Regions from separate parts of the Mus musculus genome. Here regions 1 and 2 are each linked to region 3. Evidence: chromatin loops called from intact Hi-C (ENCODE). Cell type or tissue: heart. All regions are shown on one strand. Region 1 overlaps Chd7 (chromodomain helicase DNA binding protein 7). Region 2 has its middle 24 kb from the start of Gm50597. Region 3 has its middle 19 kb from the start of Gm8273.

Region 1 (8,000 bases), 160 kb after region 3:
TAACTTATGTTCAAATACAAGACAAGAAGATTTAAAAACCAGCAGCTCTCTAACTTTGAAGGAGATTACTTGATGGTTTCTTAGCTGTTCTCCAGAAAGTGTTAGCCAGGCCCAAGCAGGTTGCCTGCAAATGTGAGTCTGTGGGGTTTGTTCCTTCCACACCGACAGGGGCAAAGGCAAAAAGGAAATAACTAAAGACGTAACTGCACATAAGCTGTGAAGGATAGGGTTGTGAAATGCTCCTACTGGTCAGCCTTTCAGGTTTAGCCTTCTGTGGAGGAGGAAGAGATGGAAGAGTCGAGAGTCTAAGGTCACGTGTGTGCTTTTCTGGAGCATGTTCAGGGTACCTGCAGGCAAGCAGGCAGGCGGCCTAGGATACCTGGCGCTGCTTTCTCTGGTCTCAGCCTCCTGCCCTGCTGTCTCAATAGCACTGAGTGCTTGACACCGGGTGGCTTGGGCTCCTGACTGTGACTCAGTTCTCTCTCCTGGGAGAACGGTAGCAAGGCTTTTTTTTTTTTTTTTTAAGAGTAGTCTGAAAATAAACCTGTGTGTTTCTATTTCCTGTGCCCCTTTTTATGAAAGTTAAGCTAAAATGTTGAGATGCTGGGTGACCAGCATCAGCAGAGAGAGGACCCATGTGTCCTGTTGACCTTCTGTGAGGCGCAGCAGGAGGGAAACCAGGAAGCTCCGTGGGCTTTCCCTGTCTGTAAATCAGGGCCCTGTTCATTCAGTTTACCTGGACTCTGGCTCCTGTATTCACTCCTTAGGGAACTGTGCCTGGCCCTAATATACAGCCTGTTTCTCTGAACCTGCTGTCCACATGTCACTTGCATCCAGGATACAAAGCACCCTGGTAAAATGGCAACTTAGAAATCTTAGTTCTATCTGGAATCTTAGCAGGAAAGAGTACAGCTCTGTGCACCCCTTCCTGACTCTGTCTAGGATCTCTGGCTATGGCTGCTGTTGCAGTCTTTGCTGAAACTTAGCCTTCCTGACTCTCCTGAACCTACAGTCTACTCAGAAATAACATCTAGGCCAGGAAGCCCATCATATGCCTATGCCACAGAGCACTGGAAGAGGGTGTAGGAGAGAACACGTTGGGTATTGGCTATGAAAGCTCATGCTGGAAAGACAGTGGTCTTACAGAGGGCCTTTGTCATCCAGGACTAGTTTGTGGAGTATTTTTACGGCTTGTGTTGTATATAAATAATATGTACGTGCTAATTGCCTAAATCCAGCACTTTTGGCAAAGCTAAATTCATCAGAACGTTAACACTTTAAATCGAATACACTGCCGTAGTGTATTCTTTTTCTTACCGCTCACCTCTGAGGAAAAACGGAAGGCAGCAGAGGCATTTTTTTTGTGTCTGTGTTGTTTGGTTCATAGTTCATAATCCAAAGCACCCAGGGTGGACATTTTAAGTGGGTACAATAGCCAGAGTGACAGAGAATGAGGTCTGATTGACTCTAAGCTGCCTTTCACGTGTAAGCATTACAGAGTGTTAACTAAGCTACTCTACAGCACGCGTAACTGTGTGTCTTTGTTTCTGACTCAGATCAGAACCTTCACAGATGTAGGTTTCTTAAAGTATGACGTGGCCTTTAGCTTTCATGGGAGCAGCAGTCTGTTCTTCCGTATGAACCAGAATCTGCTTGAAGCGTATTCTAGCCTCGTATTCTTTCTAAACAAACATTGTTAGAATATTAGTTAAATTAGTTAGTAACTGTGTTTAAGGTTACTTTGGATTCTTTTACCTAAACACTCACATTCAGTACAATTAAGTTATTGGAATGTTTAAGATTAATGGGACGACTGTTATTCTATGTGAGGTGGTGATATCGGTTGGCAAAGATTTCCAACCATCCCGACCATGCTCACAGACCAGTGTGAGACCTGCTGATTTCAGGGTTGGTGGCTTATGCTAACATTCTGTACGTGGTGCTGTGCAGCGTTCTTAGATGCGCTCACTAGCTAGTATGTACTGTGTGTGGCTCTGACTCTTCACTGCAGACTGTACTTTCAAGAATGCTAAATGTATTGCATGCCATAGGCCTTTTGGATTGCCCATTAGTGAATTGTAATTTCACACTTCATTTGAAATATTCTTAAACATTCTCTCACAGTAGAAGGCTTCACACAGTAATTAAAATACTCAGTTAACAAAGTCTGAGAAGTTTGATTTCCTCACAGGGAGTGATTTTGCTAAATTGTAGCATTTCAATTAATATAATAGAAGATGTCAAATACAAATTTTGTGTTGCTGTGACCCAAAATCCTGCCTAGTGAAAAGTGAACTACTGTTTCTCTGGAGACAGGAACGAGACTTTAAGCCTTTTCTTCCTTCTTGGGAACAGATTGAGGATGACCTTTTTAATCCAGACTATGTGGAAGTTGACCGGATAATGGACTTTGCACGTAGCACAGATGACCGGGGCGAGGTAACAGAGATCATTTGTGTTACCCTGGGTGGCTCACATGTGTTGACAGAAGGGACAAAATCAAGGTCTGAGCCTGGTCAAAGCCTCCACTACCAAGCTTCTAGTCTGTGTTTAACTGAAACGTTAAACACAGAAATCCTCCTTCCCTCAAGGAGAATTCCCACTGACTCAGAGCACCCAAAGTGTTTCCCCTTCAGTCTTCCAGACTCATATTCACCATTGTAAGTGACTGAGAGCAAACAGGATAGTTTTTCCCTTGAAGAAAAAACTTGTCTGTTTTTCACTCTGCAGGCAACTATTCAGTTATATAAACAAATAGCTTACTATAATAAATCCAAATCATGTAATTGAGTAATTAGATTACATAAAAATTAACCTTTGATTTGGCTTTTTGGTATTCATTAGCTACTCCTTAATATTTGGTCATGAACCAATGATTCAGATAAAAAGCTCATTTTTTTTTTCTGTTAATACCCAATAATCCACTTTCTAGTATACACTGGAAATGACCACTTTCAGTGCTTATAGTTATAAAATGTGGGCAGTTGAGTCTTCCCAGTGCTGGGGGTTGTCTTGGTCAGGGAAGCAGAGCTCATGTCTTTTCCTGAATATATAGTATTTGGTCAAATGACTTTAGTTCTGATTTGTTTGAACCTGGCCCAGCCTGTGATTCACTACCTGGTGAAGTGGTGCTCACTCCCTTATGAAGACAGCACATGGGAGCTGAAGCAGGACATAGATCAAACAAAGATCGAAGAGTTTGAAAAACTCATGTCCAGGGAGCCGGAAACCGAGCGTGTGGTGAGGACTGGCTCTCGGGGAAGGGTTTGATTTGGGCATAGCATAGTGGTGTAGTCACTGAGAAACCACTAATGGCATCTACTATATTTGGAACAGGAGCGACCTCCTGCTGATGACTGGAAGAAATCGGAGAGTTCCAGGGAGTATAAAAACAATAACAAACTCAGGGAATACCAGTTGGAGGGAGTAAACTGGCTACTTTTCAATTGGTACAACATGTATGTAAACATGCTTCTTTTTACTTTCAATAAATGCTGTAGCTCATATCCTTTGTGGTATTAAGAATATAAATTTTAATGCTGTAATACGTTTTTAAAATTCAACTGTTGGAATATACTTAATTTATTCACCAAATTAATCAATGGATCTATGTAGAAATGATATCTGTTTGCTGGGAACTTTTCTTTGAGATATATTTTGTTGAACTAAGAAAATAGCTAAGGTGGTATGGGGTATGCATTTATGGAGTGTATACTCTGTAAAAAGAGAGTGACAGCTGATAATCACGAAGCTTTCCTGTCCTTTTCTTTCCTAAAGGCGAAACTGCATTTTAGCAGATGAGATGGGTTTGGGAAAAACGATCCAGTCCATTACGTTTCTCTATGAGATATACTTGAAAGGAATCCATGGCCCCTTTTTAGTAATTGCCCCATTGTCCACGATCCCCAACTGGGAAAGGGAATTCCGAACCTGGACGGAGTTGAACGTGGTTGTGTACCATGGGAGCCAAGCCAGCCGTCGGACCATTCAGTTGTATGAAATGTACTTCAAAGATCCCCAGGTAAAGCGGTGGGGTGTGACCCCTGTGCATGTTGTATATGTTTTAGAGGGTTGAAGACTCAGATCTCTATGACCTGGGGATAGAAGCCTCGATTTCCCTTACTTGAGAAACTTGCTTGAGATTTCTTATCCAATGCATGTTTGAAAATTGTCCTACATCCATGAATACTGGTTTTAGCATTTGTCATTCTGATTATTATAAAGAGTAACTTAACATTTAAGACCACAAACTCTATAACATATTAGTAACCTAGTTCTATTTTGTATGCCTAAGACAATGCCACACACACACACACACACACACACACACACAAAAATGATGCTAAAATGTGACCAGGGGGGACATTTTATTGTCCTATGATCAGAAGTGAAAAAGTCATTAAGTAAAAATCCAAGTATGCCACAGAAGAGGGAGTTAGTGCTTGCTCGTGTAAGAATTGTTCTAATCTTGTCTTGTAGTTACCTGCTTGTAGTTATTACCTCTTACTGGCAATAAAGCATTATGCATGCATGATAGGGGATGGTATATGCTAAAACATGTGTAATCTTTAAGTAGTAGAGGCTGTTGTAGAGTTGGTAACAATACAAAGTGTGACCTATAGTTAAAAGATTAAAAAATATTGAAATCTGTTTTTATCTTTAGATTTGAGAAATTATAAGGCTCATCCTCTTTGGATTCTTTTTTAAATTTCAAATATTTTGGTATTTTACAGAAATGTTTTAAAAAAGAAAAGAAAAAAATTAAGTTAGAGAAACTTAAAAAAAAATTAACGTTACCTCAGCATTGAATTTCCTGTTAGGTTCTGTGGGCTGTGACTAGACTGGAGCACTTAATGTCACTTTATTCACATGTGCTCTCTAAGGAAATTTGACCCCAAATTTTTCTAGTACTTCACCAGTTTCTTTTTAAAAGGAAATGTTTCAAAGTCCTACTTTAACTAAAATAACTGTAACCAGAAAACTTGACAACAGAATGTGCCACCTAAAATACAGAGGTCTCCAAAGGGTTAAATACATATATTTTAGAAGCTTTTTTATGCTCAAATGTAGGAACATAGCCAGTCCTGTGAAACAGCTCTCACGTGCTGTGCCCCCCCCCCCCCAGGGTCGAGTGATAAAGGGGTCCTATAAGTTCCACGCCATCATCACTACATTCGAGATGATTCTGACGGACTGTCCTGAGCTGCGTAATATTCCTTGGCGCTGTGTGGTCATCGATGAAGCCCACAGGCTGAAGAACAGAAACTGCAAGCTGCTGGAAGGGCTGAAGATGATGGACTTGGTTAGTGACCGTGGCGGCTGCCGCTGAGTCCCTGCACTGTTGCCTTGGTCTCTGAGTGTGCTGCCTTCCTGACTGCTGTCTGCTGGTATCTCAGTAGAGCATAGTCATGATAATTTGAACAACATCAATTTCAAATATTTGCCATGTCATTAACTGTTGGGCCAAGCCTTGCCTCCGTGATGACAGGCCACCTACGTTTCCCAGCACGTGTTTTTGCTCCAGTGAGGGCAGTTGTACATGCACGCTGTTGGTTAGTCGGCTGGGACATCTGTTCAGTTTCTGCAGATGCTGAGAAGTTTGTAATATTGAAGGCCTCACATTTGCTCTGGGGTTTTAAACCACACTTATTTTATTTTCCCAAAGAAATAGCCATGCCTTCCTACTTTGGTGATAGAAGATTTTTCTTTTCTGTAGGAATAATTATCAGTGACATGTTGTAAGAATAGCAGGATTTTGTTATTTGTTGTGCCTGCTGCTGTGTGTACAATCCTCCGATAGAAGTTGCTACAAGCTCTTCTGTCCTTGAATTCCTTCTTGATCCATAGTTTTCAAGTTAGTATGGCCATTTGTTTGTCCCCTCCCTCCCTCCCTCCCCCTCCCCCTCTTGCATGGATCTGCTTGTGTGTTGAGGTTGCACACATACCTTGGTGTTCTTGTGGAAGTGAGGGAACCACGTGGGTCTCCCTACCATGTGAGTTCCAGGGAGTGAACTCAGGTTTTCAGAACTTTTACCTGCTGAGCCAGCTCACCAGCCCAGCTTCTCATTTTTAATGTACATTTGAAAAAGCATTGTTATCCTGTAGAATGTAGTGGCAGAGTTGAGAACTTCTGTAGATGTCTTGTTATTGAGAGTGGATGATGGGAAGGAACCTTCTGCGTGTTCAGGGCTGTCCTAAAGACTGGACCTGCTGAAGAGAACCTCAGAGCTCTCCGTCACAGCTTTTGCAAGGGTTTGGCCTAACCAGCCATTCTTTTAATTACAAACAGCGAAATCTAATTTTGCTTAAAGGAAGAATATTGACTGATTTTTTTTTCTTCCTACTTAGGGTAGCATTTCCCATTTTATTATCAAATAAACAGCTTATTAACAAGGTCCTAGATGTTTTGGAACGCAGTTCACCAAATTTGATAGCCAGTCTGCAAAGCAGCATGAGCATTTAGAAAACCAGAGAAAGTCCTTGACTAGGGTTCTGTAGACGGAAGGACTCCTAGCTGGCTCCGGTTTCCCTGAGTGATACTCTAGCAGTGCAGGGAAGTAATTCGTTCTTTGCAGGTAAACACAAATGTTCAGGACCTACCTCTCTGTCTTCAGAGCAGAGGTGTGCCTTCATGGTCACCCACCAAGAGACAGGCTGTTTCTGAAGGCTTAAAGTCATGGGGCTGAGCTTGCCCTAAGTTGTACTCTGTTGTTAGTTTCCAGGTCTCAAAATAGTAGATTCTCATTGTGAAATACTCCTTAGTTAGTGAGAGAAATGTGCTGTACTTCTCTCAACATCAAAACATTTACTTGCTTTTGAGGTGTTATAGAAATTACTCTTTTATTAATGGATAAGAATCTGGCATAGCAGTAACTTTTCCGTTACATATCACAATATTTGTTTACTTTTTTATGCATAATAGCACATAGGGAAATTATAATGTTTTCTTCACTGAGCTAGACAGGGAGGGTGAGGCTGCCCCTCAAAATGGGAGACCAGTCATGGGGTTCTGACTGTCATAGCCAGTGTGCCTGTAGCGTGTTTAAGATAATGTACTCAGAATCTCCAGTGTCCTATCTCAGAAGAGATGTTTTTAAGGTGGAAGATATTATTGTTGTTCAAGGCCAAAATGTCCTTGTATTGATGCAGCTGAGAATTGCTGACTGCTTGGTGCTTAAGTCCTAACTTCAATGTCATTTGAGCCTATTCTCTTGCCAGAGTTACCTAGTGAGGAGCCGTCCAGGCTGCTGTAGGCCTTAGGGATGCCGATCCTCAGGCTAGACTGGCAGGGGTGAGCACATGCTTGGTGAAGATGACCTGCAAGCTAGAAGGGAGGATTACTGAGTGTCTGTCTGCCTCTCCTCTGTAACGAAGTCAGAGGGAGGATTACTGGGTGTCTGTCTGCCTCTCCTCTGTAACGAGAGACACAGAGCTGTGTCAGTGGTGATCATAGTTGACAACATCCTCAGTAAGAGCTCTGAAAGGAAAGCCCTCGACAAAGAGGGGCTATCCTGAAGTTGTTAGAGGTCATTGACTCTGTTGTCTCCTCATTCATTGACAGGAGGCTCCACACAAAACTGTGTTGCTAAAGGGAAATTAAGCACACTTTGTCCATTTGCACTAAAGAAAGCAATCATGTTTTCAAGGCAGGCGCAGCTCTACCTATCCATTGAACTGGAGGCTGTAGTGCCCAGTAGCCCAAGACAGGAGAGGTCCTTTGCTCAAATAAGTTTCCTTTGAAATGTGCATACCTAAAAGTTTGTAATTTCTAAGTTAAGTGCTCAGACCTTAAGCTCATGAGGAAGGAGATTCGATAGCTCTGAGACAGTCAACACAGCATGGCCACTGTTCTTTCACTGTCCGGGATGACACTTTCAAACGCTCTTGGATAAAGTCATTCAGGACTTTGGCTAATCAGAGATCACAGCCAGTGAAACTTAAATAGTCTAGAAGACCTTGAACTCATTTGCAGATTGCACAGGCTTTGTGAGCCTAGTAAT
Region 2 (8,000 bases), 430 kb after region 3:
GGGATGCCCGTTTCCTTCTGCTGTTACGATGAGTTATTGTGTTCCTAGTGTCACAAACAGCACTGCTTTAGGTCCAGAGTTCGAATTCAACCTGGAGCCCCTGGGTTGGTGAGAGCTTTGTCTTTTCTGGACATTCTAAGGGAAAGTATGCTGTTTGCTGTTCCAGGTGTGAAAGCGATGCCCTGCCTTATGGGTCCTTCACCATGTTTAAGACCAGAAACCACAGGATAAGGGGTTCTTATATCAGGCACACTAAACCTGACTTGTCCATCTTTCCTCCCACATCTGAGGTCTTTGTGATTACCTGTAAAATCTGCAATAGTCTCCCCACGTTGAAACCCTCTGATCAAAAGCCTCATTTCTGCATATAACTTTGGCCCCAGGCCTTGGCATCTTTGGGAGACTATTACTCTGCTTCCCAGGTGGGACGGCTGCAGGTAGCATCATTGGGCAGGAAAACCTGTGAGACACAGGGGAGGCAGAGCCTGAGGGGTTAGGACAACGGATGGAGAGGTGTTAGATCAGAAGTCTGAGTGTGGAGGGAGAAATACCTGCCTTGCTGAAGCATGGGAACGGGACCTGGGCACACTTGGTTTACGACAACCCAACTCTTTTGTTCACCAAAAATCTCAAAATTCTTGTAGGCATGCAGGGCAGTATGTTCTTCCTTTGTGTGTGCCTTTCTATATGCATAACGACTACGTAGAGCTCTATTCAAGTAAGTAAAGCAGTCAGAAAATAGCCTGCTCTATCGAAGTTGGCATCTGGAGCCACATAACACTCTATCCCCTCGCCCTTGTAATACCCTGAGTTATTTTAGTGTGAAAACCTTGTGGCTAGAGCTGTTTTGCATAAAGCCCTTCCGAGAGGTGCCTAGAGTGGCAGTTTGTGGTCCAGACTCTTTAGTGAGGGGAGTGTGGGTGTCCAAAGCCTGTGGGTCTCACTCAGTCATTCTCCAATCCTGAAAAAAAGATAGTTCATTATAATGTACTCGCTGGTGGGGAAGGGGAGGTGTCATTTTTCTGCCATTTGGTTGAGATTTACAGCAAATGGGATTCAGAGGATTACAGCATGAAGGAAATGTCAATGTTAAATCTATAGACGGTCCCTTTAGTGCCTCGTGTCATAAATTAAAAGCAAGCACAAGTGGGAAGGCTCGGTGAAGGGGACACAGGGAAGCGCCAGGTGGATCCGTGTTTGCTTTTCTTTCTGGAACACACATGCTCGGCTGCCCTGGCTCACTGCCCCCTCGCCCCTCCCCCAGCAAGAAGCCACTGCATCTGTGTGTCCTGGCTCGCTCCAGCTCCCTCGGCCACCTTAGTAACGTGTTTCCGCAGCTCACTGCAAGGCCAGCATCAGGTGTCACAACTGCTAGGGTGACTGGGTTAATGGCCAAGGCATTTTCCCCAGAGAAGCAGAGACAGACAGACTTGCCTTTGTCTGCTCTGAGAGAAGTTTGAATTTAAAACTTTGTCCCAGACAATGTGCTGGGACCCCTGGGGTTTGGTTGTTTGGCCATGTATGCTTCTCAGCAGTGCCACTAGCTCTGTTAGGAGGACCTGCATCCTGAGGATCTTCTTGCTTTCTTCTGAACCCAAGTTTGATTTGAGTTCATGAAGTCAGGCCTGTGAATGAACCCTTTCTACTGGACTCTCTTGTGGCCTCTCTCCACAAGTGTTGATTCTGAGCATGGGAGGTAGGGCAAGGGCTGGGCATGCTGGTTTAAATCCCTCTTCTTGTCCCCTCACCAGCCCCATCCCTGCCATACTAGAGTGGCTCTGATCTACAGGTATGTCCCTGTAGCTATTACCTTGTTGGTAAGGGTGACAAAGACTTTGTGTAGTCTCCTTCAGTTGTACACAGGAATATGTGCATTAAAATAATTTTTGATAAGTTTATGTATATTATGTTTGTTCACATACATATGTGTAGATGCAAACATATATAACATCATATATGTTTGTTCACATGTTTGTGTGTGTGTGAGTGCACAGACATACGCTTGCACGAGTGCACACACACACACACACACACACACACACACACACACACACACACAGCATTGTGTAAAGAGGTTGTGTAATATGCATGCTGAGTTACATCCCTCATCAGCATTATGTGCTGATGCTTTCACATCAGACCGGCTGTATTGGAAGACATGATCCTTGATGCCAAAATGAAGCCATATGGGAGAATTGTACATGGACACCTGTCCTTACAGGAAAAGATTAGGACACAGACACGCACAGCAGGAAGACTAAAAAAATGCAAGGAGACAGAGAGATCTGTCTGCGAGCCAAGGAGTGAGCTCTTACAAAAATCAAAAACAACATACAAAACAAAACCAGCTCTTGCGACAGCTGGATCTTGATTCAGGCATCCAGAATTGTGAGTTCAGAAATGTCTCTTATGTAAGCTACCAGCTGTAGTACTTTGTCATGGCAGCTGAGCAAACAAATAGGAGAGTCTCCTGAAGCTGCACTGAAGTGGGGAAGCCCAACTATGCAAGCCCCATTGCTGTTCTTAACTACTGTCGGTAATTCGAGTAAGCCTTAGCTTGTATATTGAGAGCGCTCCGCTCCTGTTGAAGGTTTCTCCTGCTGGCCTTGTTTGTATTTACTGACAAGCTCTGACGTTGGTCCCTTTCAGAACTCCTTCATGTGCTCTTGACTACTCTTGTTATTTTTCAGGTGAGCTATGGAGTTTTTAAAGCTTACTCTTTCCTTTTCTTAATTAAAGAAAACAACAACAACAACAACAACAACAACAACAACAACAACAACAGTACTAGTACCTATGCAAAACAGATTTTGGTTTTTAGACACAGAAGGAAGGTTTCAGGAAGCCAAACAAACAATAAGATTTGGAAACTCCCCAATGAGTGCGGGTTTCTGACCCCAGGGCAGTGACCAGCACCCTCATCAGAGAAGTAGAACAATTCCCAAAGGGACATCATCAGGTCTCAGCCCTGGGCCAGCACAGTGTGGATGGCCCTGGTGAGAGGCCAGTCCAGAGACTGCACTTTCTCTTCCTAACTGGAAGCACAGGCTAGAAACCTGCTGATCCAGAGAGGGTGTGGGCAGCCCTGACTTGACTGTGCTCCAGGTAAGCTAGGTGCCTGGCTGGTTGACCCTGATCTACTGGTTGGGAATGTCTGCCCTAGAGGATCTTTCACAACTTCATAGACTGCTTTCTTAAGGACAGAATCAAGTGGCAATTGGATGTTCATCTACAACGAGGCTTCCTATCAATAAATTATAGTGGCTCCCCTGCACAGAGACCTGATTGCTTGGCCTCTATAGGCATACTTGGCCTATGAGGATTTTTTTTGTAAGTCTTTTTCCTAGTCTATAATAATATGCAGTATTAGCATCGTGCCCTGATTTTTAGCTGTAAACACAGTACATAACTTTTTAAAATTTTTTACTGGATACAGTTAGCGGCCTTGTCCATCTTTAAATCTTTAAAAACTACCTGGAAATGAAAAACAGAACAGTCATAACCAGCCTATGTTGCTTTAACGTAGCTTTCAAGGCAGAAGGGGAAAAAGATTGCATATCCGAGGAGGTAAGGGAACGTGATAGGCTGGCAATTCTGAGCCAGCTATGACCTTGAGTGTGATCAATAGGCTGCTTCCTCTTTGTCAGGCAGAGCTGAATTCCAACTATTTTTCCCCAGCAGAGGCATTCATTTAATGATATTAAAATCTTCATTGATTATGCTCCATAGTTTGAAAATTGAAGCGGACCAAGTCAAACTCACTCAACCCAGTCGTCCTCCAGGCGCCATTGAAAGGAGACGTGGACGCGCAGCTATAACTAAATGCTGCCACCTAGAGGACAGAGTCGGTATAGCACCACGCCTGCAGTTGGTATTCTCCGGACTTCAGGAGCCCAGTCTCTGCTGTGTTTTCCTTTGGACTGTTCTCCCCGTGACTCAGATCGGAATACAAAGTGGAAGTTTTTGTATCCTCTAGGGAAATTATTCTTTATAACGATCGTTTAAATTCTCCCAAGATGAGTGTCCAAGGAGAGATAGACACTTGGAAGAGGAGCCCGGAGAGGAGTTGCCTCACATGCAGCTTCTGAAGCGATGATGTGAAGGTCTACATGAGTCTTTGGTATTATCTCCTCCTCACAGCAGAATATGAGTCCGCAGTGTTTCTCCCTGTAAAAGGCCGACAGTTCAAACCCCACACAGACGCCTGGGAAGCTGGTGAACAGTCCATTTCCTCGCCGGCTAGTGCTGTTAGAAGTGGGCTTGTCTTGGGAGAAATTCCAGTTTCAAGCCATCCTAGTCACACAAGGAAAGCCTGTCCCAATGCAAACAACAAAAAGAGAAGGCCTTTCTATTGGCTTAAAGCTAATCCCCGACTCCCAGCCCCTGCGCGCCTTCAAAGCACAGTGCTGCTCGTCTCTGAGGTTGACTGTGGTTCTCAGATTGGCCATCCAGGTTGCTGCTTCCTTTGCCTCCTCACAGAGGCTCCTCCATTTACACAGACGAAGTGCTCCTAAGCTACCGAAAAAAAGCTATGTATTGGGTCATCAGGTAGAAGCACACCGAGGGAGGTGGGCATGTTAGGCGCACCACAACCCAAGACTTTCCCTCTCTGGCGCTAGCCTGGTGACACAGGCTGCGGCTGTTACACTATGGAGAAACTCCGGGACCTGTGTCTTGTGCATGTCTGTAGAGTGGCACGAACACAGGCTGCTTTCTGCCAGGGAAGAAAGAGCTCTCTGTCTGGCCGAGTGTGGCGCAGGCAGGGCCGTGTATCTCTTTTGGGTTTTTTGTTTGTTTGTTTGTTTTTGTTTTGTTTTGTTTTGTTTTTGTTTGGTTTTGGTGTTCTGTCCATCTTGTTTGGGAAGCCCTCATCTGCGTCACTGAATTCAATCCCCTCTTCTGTTTTTGATTAAACTGCGTTGGGTGGAGACTAACCTGGGGTCATTTATGTCCTTCTGATGCTAATTTGCACAACCGATATTTTCTTTTACACTCTGTAGTTTAAGAGGTTTTCCTTTTCTAAATGAAATGTAGGGTTTCACAATCACATGGGGGACCAGACCGATGGAAGTGGTTCTGCTTGATGCCTTTAAAATTGTACAGAAACGTAAAGGAATTCACTGGGTGCGTGCGTGAGCATCCATTGCCATTTGATTAACATATCTCAAGGGTCAGGGCAGTAGGCATCGGCTCAGGGTGACAGTGGTAATATAAGTTGCCCCACACTGTCTTGGGGGGCTCTGCTCATGGGACATGAAACATGACAGTTAGTTTAGTAGAATCACACAATGGGGTGAAAACTCCCAGGGGCTTGCACATTGGGTCTATTCTAAGCCTGGGTTCTCTTGTGATGGCTTTGGGGGTAACTCAAACCAACCTTCCTACAGAGCTTTAATTATGCATAATCACCAGCAAGCTTTGTTCTGGGCTATCACTTTCATCTGAAGCTCAAAGAGCTCAAACATCATTACCTCATTAAACCTTGCAACACCCCTGCGAGGTGAGGCGATTAACCCATTTTCCAGACGGGGACATAGAGGCACAGAAGGTGTCAGTAACTGTCCTAATGTTACATGAATCAGAGTTAGGTAGACAACAGAGCCCACTCATGTTCCACCCCCAGTCTGCTTCTCAGAACCTTCCTTGCCCCATCACAGAAATAGTCACCCTCAGACCTGGGAACCAGCTCTACCTGGTTGTGCGCTGTGTTGAGCAGTATTCAGAACATCATACCTGGCATTAAATCAATATCAAGATTTAAAAAAAATAAAACTAATGCCTTTTAAGGAAAATGGATATGACAATAATCACTGAAGCAAAATGGGAGTCTCCCAAAGTCCTCAGCGTCTTCTCATAGAGGCCCTTCAACTTTTCTTACATTAAACCAGGAAATTCCACTTGGCCAAGCAGAAATGAAACTTGAACTTTACAAGCCTCAGAACTCTGTTTAAATGGAGGCATGCTAATGTTTGTCTTTTAAGTTTGATAAACAACGGTTTCTCCTTGGCTTCACTTCAGTGCAGGCTGTCTTCACATGAACCTCACGGTTGTTTTGTTGTGGAGTTAGGGGAGGGGCCTTGGTGTGATGGGGTGAGAGTCAACAGGCTTTCTTGTCAATGTTGGGGAACTATTGAAAGCCTGATATCTGGGATCAGGGGCAGAAAAGCAGCATTCAGTGAGAAGTCAGGAGTCTCCCTGGGCCTTTGCGTCTATTTATGATCTGTTTATGCCGCAGACACACTTACACGCAGCTACTGGCTAGGTGCAAAGCAGCTCTAAGGGGAGCAAAATGGAGTAACCATCCTTCAGCAGTTTGTAGTCAGTGGGCAAAGATAAGCCAGCATGGGAATATCAGGGTAGCTAGCCCCTGTGGAAGCATCCCCTAGGCATAGTCAAGGTGATTAGCTCAAATGGCATGCCAAGCTCCTTGAAAAGGTAATGCTTGGACATTGGAGGTGAGTCTAAAGGATTGAAGGCTCTCCTGATGAGGTTGTCATGACTAAACTTCAAGGGCTGTGTGTTTGGAGAAACCTTTCACGTGGATGCAATCCCAGCAGCAGAACCAATGTTTCCAGTGTGTATGAGGAAATTATTCCTGGCTAGAGTACACAGATACATCAGAAATGGGGCTGGTCTTCAGGCAAATTATAACGTGTTACAAAAAGCAGGATAAACTTTAAAAGGCACGTAACAATATAGTTTGACATGTGGTTATTACCACTTTAGAACTTACCCAATAAGGAAAATAGAACTCCAGAGGGAAGGGAACAGAAAGCTGGAATTCTAGAGTTAAGCACAATTCTGGGAGGATGAGAAACTGACTCAGGCCTCCTGCTTTGGGCTGGCTTCTGTTACTATGACAAAATGGCACAAACTGGGTAACTCCATAGAGAAGAGAGATGTATTTCCCTTAGCCCTGGGGGCTAGGACATTTAAACTAATATAGCAACAGTGCTGGCCTGCTTTCTGTCATCAACGATGCGGGCTATCACATGACAAGAGTCACACATGAGAAGAGTCACAGAGTGTGCCCACTGTGCTTTCCTCTTTGCCTTACAAAGTCATGGATTCCATCATGGGGACCTTCTCTGACCTATTGGTTAAAATGATCCATTTTCATATAGTTATCTAGTTCAATGCCACTTGAGAAATGACAATCTTTTCATCCTTTAATTATTTAAATTATGTACATTATGTAAAAAATCAGTTATCGGGCTTTTTTTAGAGCTCCCAATCAAGTTGACACTGTTATGTCTATCTTGTACTAATGCCATAGCATTTTGATTAGGGTAGCTTTGTAATAAGTTTGGAAATTGGGACATGTGAGTCCCCCAACTTGGTTCCCAATCCTAAGGTTGTTTTGACTATTCTAGGTCCCTTTGACTTCCCAGACAAACCTTTGAATCATCTTATCAATTTATGCAAAAATTGAAATGAGCTCACTGGGACTAAGGATTACAAAAAAGTTGTAGTTCGTTTGGGGAAGACTTTCCATACCAATGACAGTTTTAAGTCTTCCAGTTTGTGAACAAAACCTCTCTATTTATTTATCTTTAGCTAACGATCTTTAACCATGATTTTCTGAGTAGAAGTTGTATAGTTAGTTGGTAAATTTATTTCTAAGCATTTTGTTTTTATTGGTGCTTTTGTAAGTGGAATTCTTAAAAACAACAACAACAACAACAACTAGTTGCATGCATGTGGAAGTCAGGGGACACCGTGCAAGAGTAACTTCTCGTCTTCTACCTTTAAGTTGTTGGCTTGACAGGAGTTGCTTTACTTAATGAGCCGTGAAATTCTTTTCTTAATTTCCTTTTATAGTTCATATCATCTAGACACAACTGGCTTTTTAAAATATTATATTTTGATTCCTAAAGCCTTACTAAATTCATTTATTAGTTCTAATGGGAATTTTGAAAACAGGGGATCTTTAGGGATTTCTATGCCAGGCCAAGGCATCTGTGAATCAAAGCAATTGTACTTCTTCTATCTACTCTGTT
Region 3 (8,000 bases):
GTCCTCAGACAGACAAGCAGACACACATACACATGTATACAGCATATTTTGTGGTTCCACATAAATAAGGTACCCAAAACAGGCAAAATTCAGAGATGGGAATCAAAAATATGGTTATTACAGAGTATGAAGGAGGAGATGAGAAATTTTCTTTTAGTGGCTGCAAATAATTCATTTAATTGGAGATAATGAAAAAGTTATGGAAATGAATAGCGATGACAGTTTACACAATAATGTGGTTATAATTAATGCCACTCAACCTAACACTTGGCATAGCTAAAGGCAAGGGCTGTGTGATGTGTGCTTGACTGTACTGAAAAGTATTAAGCAAGCGTAGAGCACTATAGGCCCGTGTTAAGCTTTACCCACCCTGGCTGCACTAAACATAAACCTGCCATGGTGCCTCCTGGGAAGGCTCACTGGGTCTCCTGTACATTTTGGACCTATTCTGGTATCTGCATGGCTCCAGTGTGCCCCCCAAGGAAAGCTCTGCCCTGGTTCTCTGGCCGCTTGGGAGCTGTGCCCAAGCCCAAGGCCATCTCCTGGGTTCAGAAATGGCATCTCCTGAACCTATCCCATTTCTGAAAAGCTACTGCGCACAGCTGTAACCACAGCTTCCTGACTTCACCAAAGAGCTCTGATTTTATTACTGCTGCTTCTGAACTTTGTGGAAGCTGTTTTTTCAGCGTCTCCTGCAGTGCCTGCCCCATCCCGACGCCTCACCACAGGCCCTTCCGTCTCCCTCATTCTCTTGTTTCTAGAGAGCTCTTGAACATTGCAGGAGCGTCACAACATGGCATAATCTTGAGATCAGCCACACAAAGTGAAACTCCTCGGCCCTTTCCTGCAACTTCTTTGGTGAGTTTCTCTTCTATTCCTCTAAGCTTGACTCTCTTTTAGTTCTCATTCAACAGCACCTCAGGTGCTTCTAATGCCGAGGCCCTTCAACACAGTCTTTCATGCTATGGTGGTGATGCCCGGTCATAAAATTATTTTAGTTGGTATGTTATAACTTTAATATTGCTGCTGTTATAAATCATAATATACATAACTGATATGCAGGATAGCTATGGGACCTCGAGGGGGTCGAGACTCACAGGTTGAGAACCTACTCATCTAGCATCGCGTGAAAGAAGATTAATCATATTTTTGCATGGTTCTTACATGAATAAAATTACTAATGGTCACTCTGTTCTATGTTTCTATTATAGTAGATCCACTACCTGAATGTACTGCTGCCTATCCTCCCTTCTTTCCTTCCTTCCTTCCTTCCTTCCTTCCTTCCTTCCTTCCTTCCTTCCTTCCTCCCTCCCTCCCTCCTTCCTTCCCTCCCTCCCTCCCTTCCTTCCTTCCTTCCTTCCTTCCTTCCTTCCTTCCCTCCCTCCCTTTCTGTGTTAAGGATGGAAGCCAGGGCCTGTGCGTGCTAAGGACATACTTGACCAGTAAACATCAACACAGTCTCTTCTTCTCTTTAAGTCTGAAAATTTTCTTTTTGTTCTTCAAGTCTCCTCCGAACCCTTCCTCAACTCTGAAAATGTATTCCCTGGTTCTCATTCCCGTCACATGAGGAGAAATCTCCATATACTTTCTATGTAATCCCTGTAACACAACTGTGTTTCCCCAGGTACATGAGACTTGTGGGGTCGGAGACTGTAGCTTATATTAATTTGTGCATCATTAGACTCTGACACAGAGCCCAACATAGCAAATATTGATTGACTAAGAAGACTTTTTTTCAATGCATAGTAGCACAAGTCTTTTAATTGAAACTATATATTTTCAGACAATATAGTCTGATTATGGTTCCCCTCCCCCAGTTCCTTTCATATTCTCCCCAACTCCCCACTCACACAAATCCACACCCTTTCTTTCTCTTTTCCTCATTAGAATACAAACAGGCATCTAAAACTAATTTTTAAAAAATACAGTGCCGGGCGTGGTGGCGCACGCCTTTAATCCCAGCACTTGGGAGGCAGAGGCAGGCGGATTTCTGAGTTCAAGGCCAGCCTGGTCTACAAAGTGAGTTCCAGGACAGCCAGAGCTACACAAAGAAACCCTGTCTCGAAAAACCAAAAAACCAAAAAAAACAACAAAAACAAAAAATACAATAAGATAAAATAACAAACAAAGCAGAATAGGACAAAACAGTCAAAGGGAAATCACAGGAAACACATGTAGGTGCAGGGGACACACACAGAAGCAAACACGGCAAAGGAAAGCACAATGTATATGCAAAAAAACTATACAACAACAACAAAAAAGAATAAAACGAATACTCAGACAAAGCACTAAGGAACAGGGAACCTACAAAACTGCCATTGCGTTCATTTTGTGTTGGCCTTCTACTGCTGGCCGTGGGGTTTGTCCTTAAGAGCGGTTTCTATACCTAGTGAGAGTCCATTGAAAAGGGTAAGTTCTCCTTTGCAAGTGCTTATAGACTGCATAGCACTTCTCTAGGGATGGGGAGCTTGAGTGGTCACCCGTCTTTAATCCCAGCACTTGAGAAGCAGAGACAGCTGTGTGTCTGCAAATTCCATGTCTGCCTCATTTACATGTGAGTCCCTGGCTAGCTAGGACAGTGTAGTACAAACCTGCATCCAAAATAGATGGATAGGTAGGTAGATAGATAGATAGATAGATAGATAGATAGATAGATAGATAGATGATAGGTAGGTAGGTAGATGATAGATAGGTAGGTAAGTAGATAAAGATAGATTTGGTCTAATTGGTGATAATTTAGCTAAAATTTTGGTTCATTATGTTCTTACAAACATTGTCATCTTTTTATACTCCACAATAAGTTGCTAATTTAATACTTATACTAATTAAAACTAGGTTTGGCTGCAATATTAAAATAATATTAGTATAAAAAATAGAGGGCTGGAGACATGGCTCAGTGGTTAAGAGCACTGTCTGCTCTTCCAAAGGTCCTGAGTTCAAATCCCAGCAACCACATGGTGGCTCACAACCATCCATAATGAAATCTGGTGCCCTCTTCTGGAGTGTCTGAGGACAGCTACAGTGTATTTACATATAAATAAATAAATCTTTTTTAAAAATAGAACATTTTGAGGCAGATGATGGTGACACAGGCTTTAATTCTAGTTCTTGGGAGGCAGAGACAGGCAGAGGCAGCTGGTTTGAGTTTGAACTTAGCCTAGTGAACAGAGTGAGTTCCAGGACAGGGAAGGCTACACAGAGAAACCCTGACTCAAATACACACACACACACACACACACACACAAAAAAAGAACATTTATTGTTGTTTTGTTTTATGAAATAGTTTTCACTATGTTGCCCAGGCTAGTCTCCAACTTAGAGGTTCAAGTGATCCTCCTGCTTCAGCTTCCACAGCTGGGATAATAGATACAGCCTCACTAAGCCTTGGCAGAAAAACAATGTATCCCAGCCCCACACAAATTCAAGGCTCGAGTGGGCTTTGGTTTTTTTTTTTTAAGAATTATTTATTTTATGTATATGAGTACACTGTCGCTGTCTTCAGACACGTTAGAATTGGGTATCAGATCCCATTAAGATGGATATGAGCCACCATGTGGTTGCTGGGAACTGAACTCAAGACCTCTGGAAGAGCAGTCAGTTCAGATGGCTTAGCCAACCTCTAAGCCATCTCTCCAGCCCCAAGAGTGCTTTTCAAATGAGTCCCTATGCCATGTCTTAATTCCAGATCTGTGATAGAGGGGAAGCTAAGACACTAAAAGTCAAAATTCAACACCTGCCTTGGCAACTTAGTGAGATGTCTCAAAATATTAAGAAGTAAAAAGAGTGGGGGGTGTAGCTCAGAGGGTTCAATTAGCATGCATGTTTTTCTTCGGTTTTCAGGGAGGGGCAGAGGAAAAGAGGGGCAGGCACAGGGGTGGGGTAGGCAAATGTAGATTTCAATGTATCCTTCCCAACTCTTACCCTTATCAGAAGGCCACGCTCCATACTTCTGGAGCATTTTAGCACAAAGCAGGTGAATACGTTTCCAGATACAGGTTTTCCTGTCTTAACCGGCTCTTTGGCCTTAACATCAGGATGAGACAGACATGGTATGAGGTAGAGTGGAAATAAAGGCGATGAGTAGAGAGAAGAGAACAGTGTTTACAAAAAATGTTTCCCGTTCTAGCACTCCATGGGGCCTCTGCCTGTCGCAGGCTGTGTTTTCTTTGAGCTGTGTCTCCCCTTAGCTTTGGGGGCTGGGCTCTCTTCCAGCGCTAGTATCAGACAGCTGCAGTTCCACCTCCAGCAGCTGGGGGGCTCTATTCCACCACGGCCCACTCAGAGAAGCGATTAATTCTCACCCTTTTCCTGTCACATAAAGGAGGTGACTTCAAAGGCCACAGAACATTCTTCTCAACAGTACAGAGGGTATAGACTGCCACCTGCCTGCCCGTTTGACACTAAGGGGGCCCACCCTGTGCTGCTCTGGCCATCCTTGTTGTATGAAGCTGATTCTAACATCAGACACCTTCCACCAAGACCTCAGAAACCCAGCTCCCTTCCTTAACTCTCTCTGGATTTTTTTTTTCCAATCTCCCAGAGTTTTGGAGCAGGCTGCTGGACATCTCCCATCTCTACCTAGCTGAGGACAGTGTCTCCTGCCCCTCAACTCCCATCCTTCTGCAAAAGGGCTCCCTTGTCTTCGCTGCCCAAGTTCCTCGTATCCAAATAAGGAAGCACACAGCTTCCACTGTTCCCGTTGCCACTGGCGCTTCTTGCTTAATTATCTGTTCTCTGGTTGCATTCTACACATCATCATGAGCCGAACATGATGATGTCATCATTGACCTCCAGATGACCTCAGTGGACAAAGACCTTAGATTCCTCCATTCCACCGGGGCACCATTGCCACTTCCAATAGTTTTCTGTCGCACTATACACTCTAGACCTGTCCTCATTTCTCCTTCCTTCCTTCCTTCCTTCCTTCCTTCCTTCCTTCCTTCCTTCCTTCCTTCCTTTCTTTTTTCCTTTCTCTTTTCCTTTCTTCCTTCCTTTCTTTCTTTCTTTCTTTCTTTCTTTCTTTCTTTCTTTCTTTTTTTCTACTTTTTTAGACAGGAAAAAAGGAACTCACTATCCTGGAACTCACTTTATAGATCGGGCTGGCCTGGAACTCACAAACATTTGCCTCTGCCTCCAGGGTGCTGAAATTAAAGGTAAGCACCACCATACCTGGCTCTATGTCCTTATTTCTTGTGACCATTCTGTTGGGAAATAAAACACCCACACTGCCATTGGACATTTAACTTTGTCTTGGGTGGAGCATGGTGGGTTTGTGCATGGCTTCCTTTGGCACAATGAGTTCTATACGGTTGGCACAATTACTATCTCTGCCTCACAGGTAGGTAAGGATGGAGGATGCTGGCCTTGGAGTTCTTTGGAGGTAAGAGATGAGCTCAAGGTGACAAAGTTAGTAGGCCACAGCTAGACACAACCCCAGCACCGTGAAGTTTCATCAGAAAAGCTTCCTGCTCCTCTTCAAGAAGATGGTCGTTCAGATGCTCTGGGCTTCACCAACAGCCTTCCTCAGGACCCATGTCTGCACTGTCTCGCCACATAGGGAAGTACTGGACTTTCAAATGGCCTCATGAACTTTTTATAACGAAACAGAACATACACAAAAGTAGAAAGAAATGTGCAGTGTTGCCTCCCTCCCTGGGTATTATAAGTCCAACATACATCAATGTATGGCCTCTCTTGTCTGTGCTCCACCATTTCTTCACACTGTTAATGCAAGTCCCAGAGGTCACGTCAGTTCGGCTTTAAGCATAGTTATGTGTGCATGACAATCCAGCCATCACCAAACAGCACCTGGTCTTATAAGATCAAAATGGAGCTGAGAGAACCCTGATACCTATAATGTCATAGCCACCCTAAAAGTCTTAGCACATTATATCACTCTTGTATTTGTGGTGACACTGATGTAAATATACCTACCGGTCAAGTGCAGGAAGGCCCTGGGTTTGGTCACCTGCAACTGGAGGGAGAAAGGGAGGAAGGGAGGGAGGGATAGATAGATACTATCTTGGAGAGAGGAGACTGTAAAGGAAGATTTCAAGTTCACAACCCGTCTGGGCTTCTTTGAGAATAATGTCAAAAAAAAAAAAAAAAAAAAAAAGAGCCAGGTGTGCTGACATACACCTTTAATCCCAACACTCAGGAGGTAGAGGCAAGTAGATATCTGTGAATTCAAGGCCATCCTGGTCTACAAAGTGAGTCCAGGACACCCAGGGCTCTGTTACACAGAGAAAAACTGTCTCAAAAACAAAACAAAAAACAGAACAAAACAAGCAAGCAAACAAACAGAAAGAACAGTACATGTGGTTGTGCACAGGACATAAATACTTGACTATGGTAATAAACCATTATGTTGCTGGTCTGTGTGTTTGTCTTTTTGTATCATTTTATGTGTACTCTTTACAGAGGAATGCTTTTGTAAGCAGCACATAAGGAGGGGCCAGCAGCAGCAGCCCCTCCTGTTGATCATGCCTGTTGGTTGCATCAACAGGCTGTGTTGAATGACAGACCTGGACCTTCTAGGTCACTGTACCTACCAGCTGCGAGGTTCGTCCAATGACAGCTTGTGTAAGGATGTGCTTCTCAGGATATCTTCGTGGTGCCTAAGCAACAAATGATTGTATATCACTATATGTATAGGACTCAAGGCTCATCAATCAAAAGACTGAGCCTCCATTTCTCAGCAATCATTAACTGCCTACGATTCTTCATCCAGGGATGGGGCCTTGTGACATTCCCTCCATTCACACTGGCATGTCAACTGGCATTGTCATTGTTAAGACTTGCTTAGGCTGAGATATTGTTGAGATCTCATGGGTACAGCTTCCCTGTCATATATAGAAGACACTATCTTTAACCGGGATGTCTCCGTCTTCTGGATCCTATAATCTTTTCATGTTCCCTGAGCATTACCTGTAGGGTTATGCAGTAGATACATCAACTGTGGCTGGACACTTTACAGTAAGTCCTTCTCTGAAGTTTGGCCAGTGTGGCCTGCTGTAGTGGTCTCCAACTATTCAAAAAAGGTTCTTTGGTGAGGCTTGAGGGCTACATTTTTCTGTTATCTGTGGGTGTGAAATAAATATTTAGTAAGTAGTTAGAAATTATGTTGACTTAGGAAAGTGACAGTAGTCGGCAAGGTAGATCACTGAGTTTGAAGCTAGCCTGGTCTACAGAGTGAGTTCCAGGACAGCCAAGGCTACACACAGAAATCCTGTATTGAAAAACAAACAAACACCCAGCAGTGGTGGCACACGCCTTTAATCCCAGCACCTGGAAGGCAGAGGCAGGCACATTTCTGAGTTCGAGGCCAGCCTGGTCTACAGAGTAACTTCCAGGACACCCAGGGCTATACAGAGAAATCCTGTCTCAAGAAGAAGAAGAAGAAGAAGAAGAAGAAGAAGAAGAAGAAGAAGAAGAAGAAGAAGAAGAAGAAGAAGAAGAAGAAACAAAAACAATAGTAGTAAAGAGAGAAAGAAAAAATAGATCTAATGAATTAAATTAGAAGGAGGCTTAGAGAAGAGGAAGATCAGTGGGAGGGGAAACAGGCCATGGTAATAAGGGATTGAAGATCATATATATATGATGTCATAATAAGGGCTGGAAAGATGTCTCAGCACTTAAGAGCACTGACTACTCTTCCAGAGGTCCTGAATTTAATTCCTAGCAACCACATAGTTGTTCACAACCATCTGTAATGGAATCTGATGCCCTCTTCTGATGTGTCTGAAGACAGCGACAGTGTACTTACATAGAACAAATAAATATTTTTAAATGGGGGTAGGGGAGCAGAGGGCTGGAGAGATGGCTCAGCAAGAGCACTGACTGCTCTTCCAAAGGTCCTGTGTTCAAATCCCAGCAACCACATGGTGGCACACAACCAGTAATGAGATCTGATGCCCTCTTCTGGTGTGTCTGAAGTCAGCTACACTGTGCTTATGTTTAATAATAAATCTTTAGGTTGGAGCAAGCAGAGACTGAAGCAA

Evidence for each region. Hi-C counts contacts between places; a loop is a spot of excess contacts. Peaks named below come from ENCODE experiments on the same cell type or tissue, not always from the same donor. Only the 100,000 strongest peaks of a DNase experiment are listed, where the experiment ranks them.
Region 1: it touches region 3 in a loop (2.4-fold over the local background); 2 of 42 quality-filtered maps call a loop at or near these places.
Region 2: a loop joins it to region 3, with 13 times the contacts of the local background. A loop is called at or near these places in 25 of 42 quality-filtered maps.

Annotation. Positions count from the first base shown.
Region 1 is chr4:8,823,107-8,831,106 of GRCm38, forward strand. Chd7 (chromodomain helicase DNA binding protein 7) reads left to right here. Exons shown (of 38, transcript NM_001277149.1): 9 at 2,356-2,439; 10 at 3,103-3,240; 11 at 3,337-3,458; 12 at 3,778-4,021; 13 at 5,126-5,302. Among named protein-coding and RNA genes, the nearest start is that of Gm46842, 84 kb to the right of the region's middle. In heart, a CTCF peak has its summit at 3,361; no DNase peak of the experiment used is centred here.
Region 2 is chr4:9,093,417-9,101,416 of GRCm38, forward strand. No RefSeq gene overlaps it. Among named protein-coding and RNA genes, the nearest start is that of Gm50597, 24 kb to the right of the region's middle. In heart, no CTCF peak of the experiment used is centred here; DNase peaks (open chromatin) are centred at 2,405 and 3,805; H3K4me3 peaks cover 565 bases; H3K27ac peaks cover 920 bases; H3K27me3 peaks cover 317 bases.
Region 3 is chr4:8,662,609-8,670,608 of GRCm38, forward strand. No RefSeq gene overlaps it. Among named protein-coding and RNA genes, the nearest start is that of Gm8273, 19 kb to the left of the region's middle. In heart, CTCF peaks have their summits at 2,987 (motif pointing left) and 4,245; a DNase peak (open chromatin) is centred at 4,253; H3K4me3 peaks cover 334 bases; H3K27ac peaks cover 734 bases.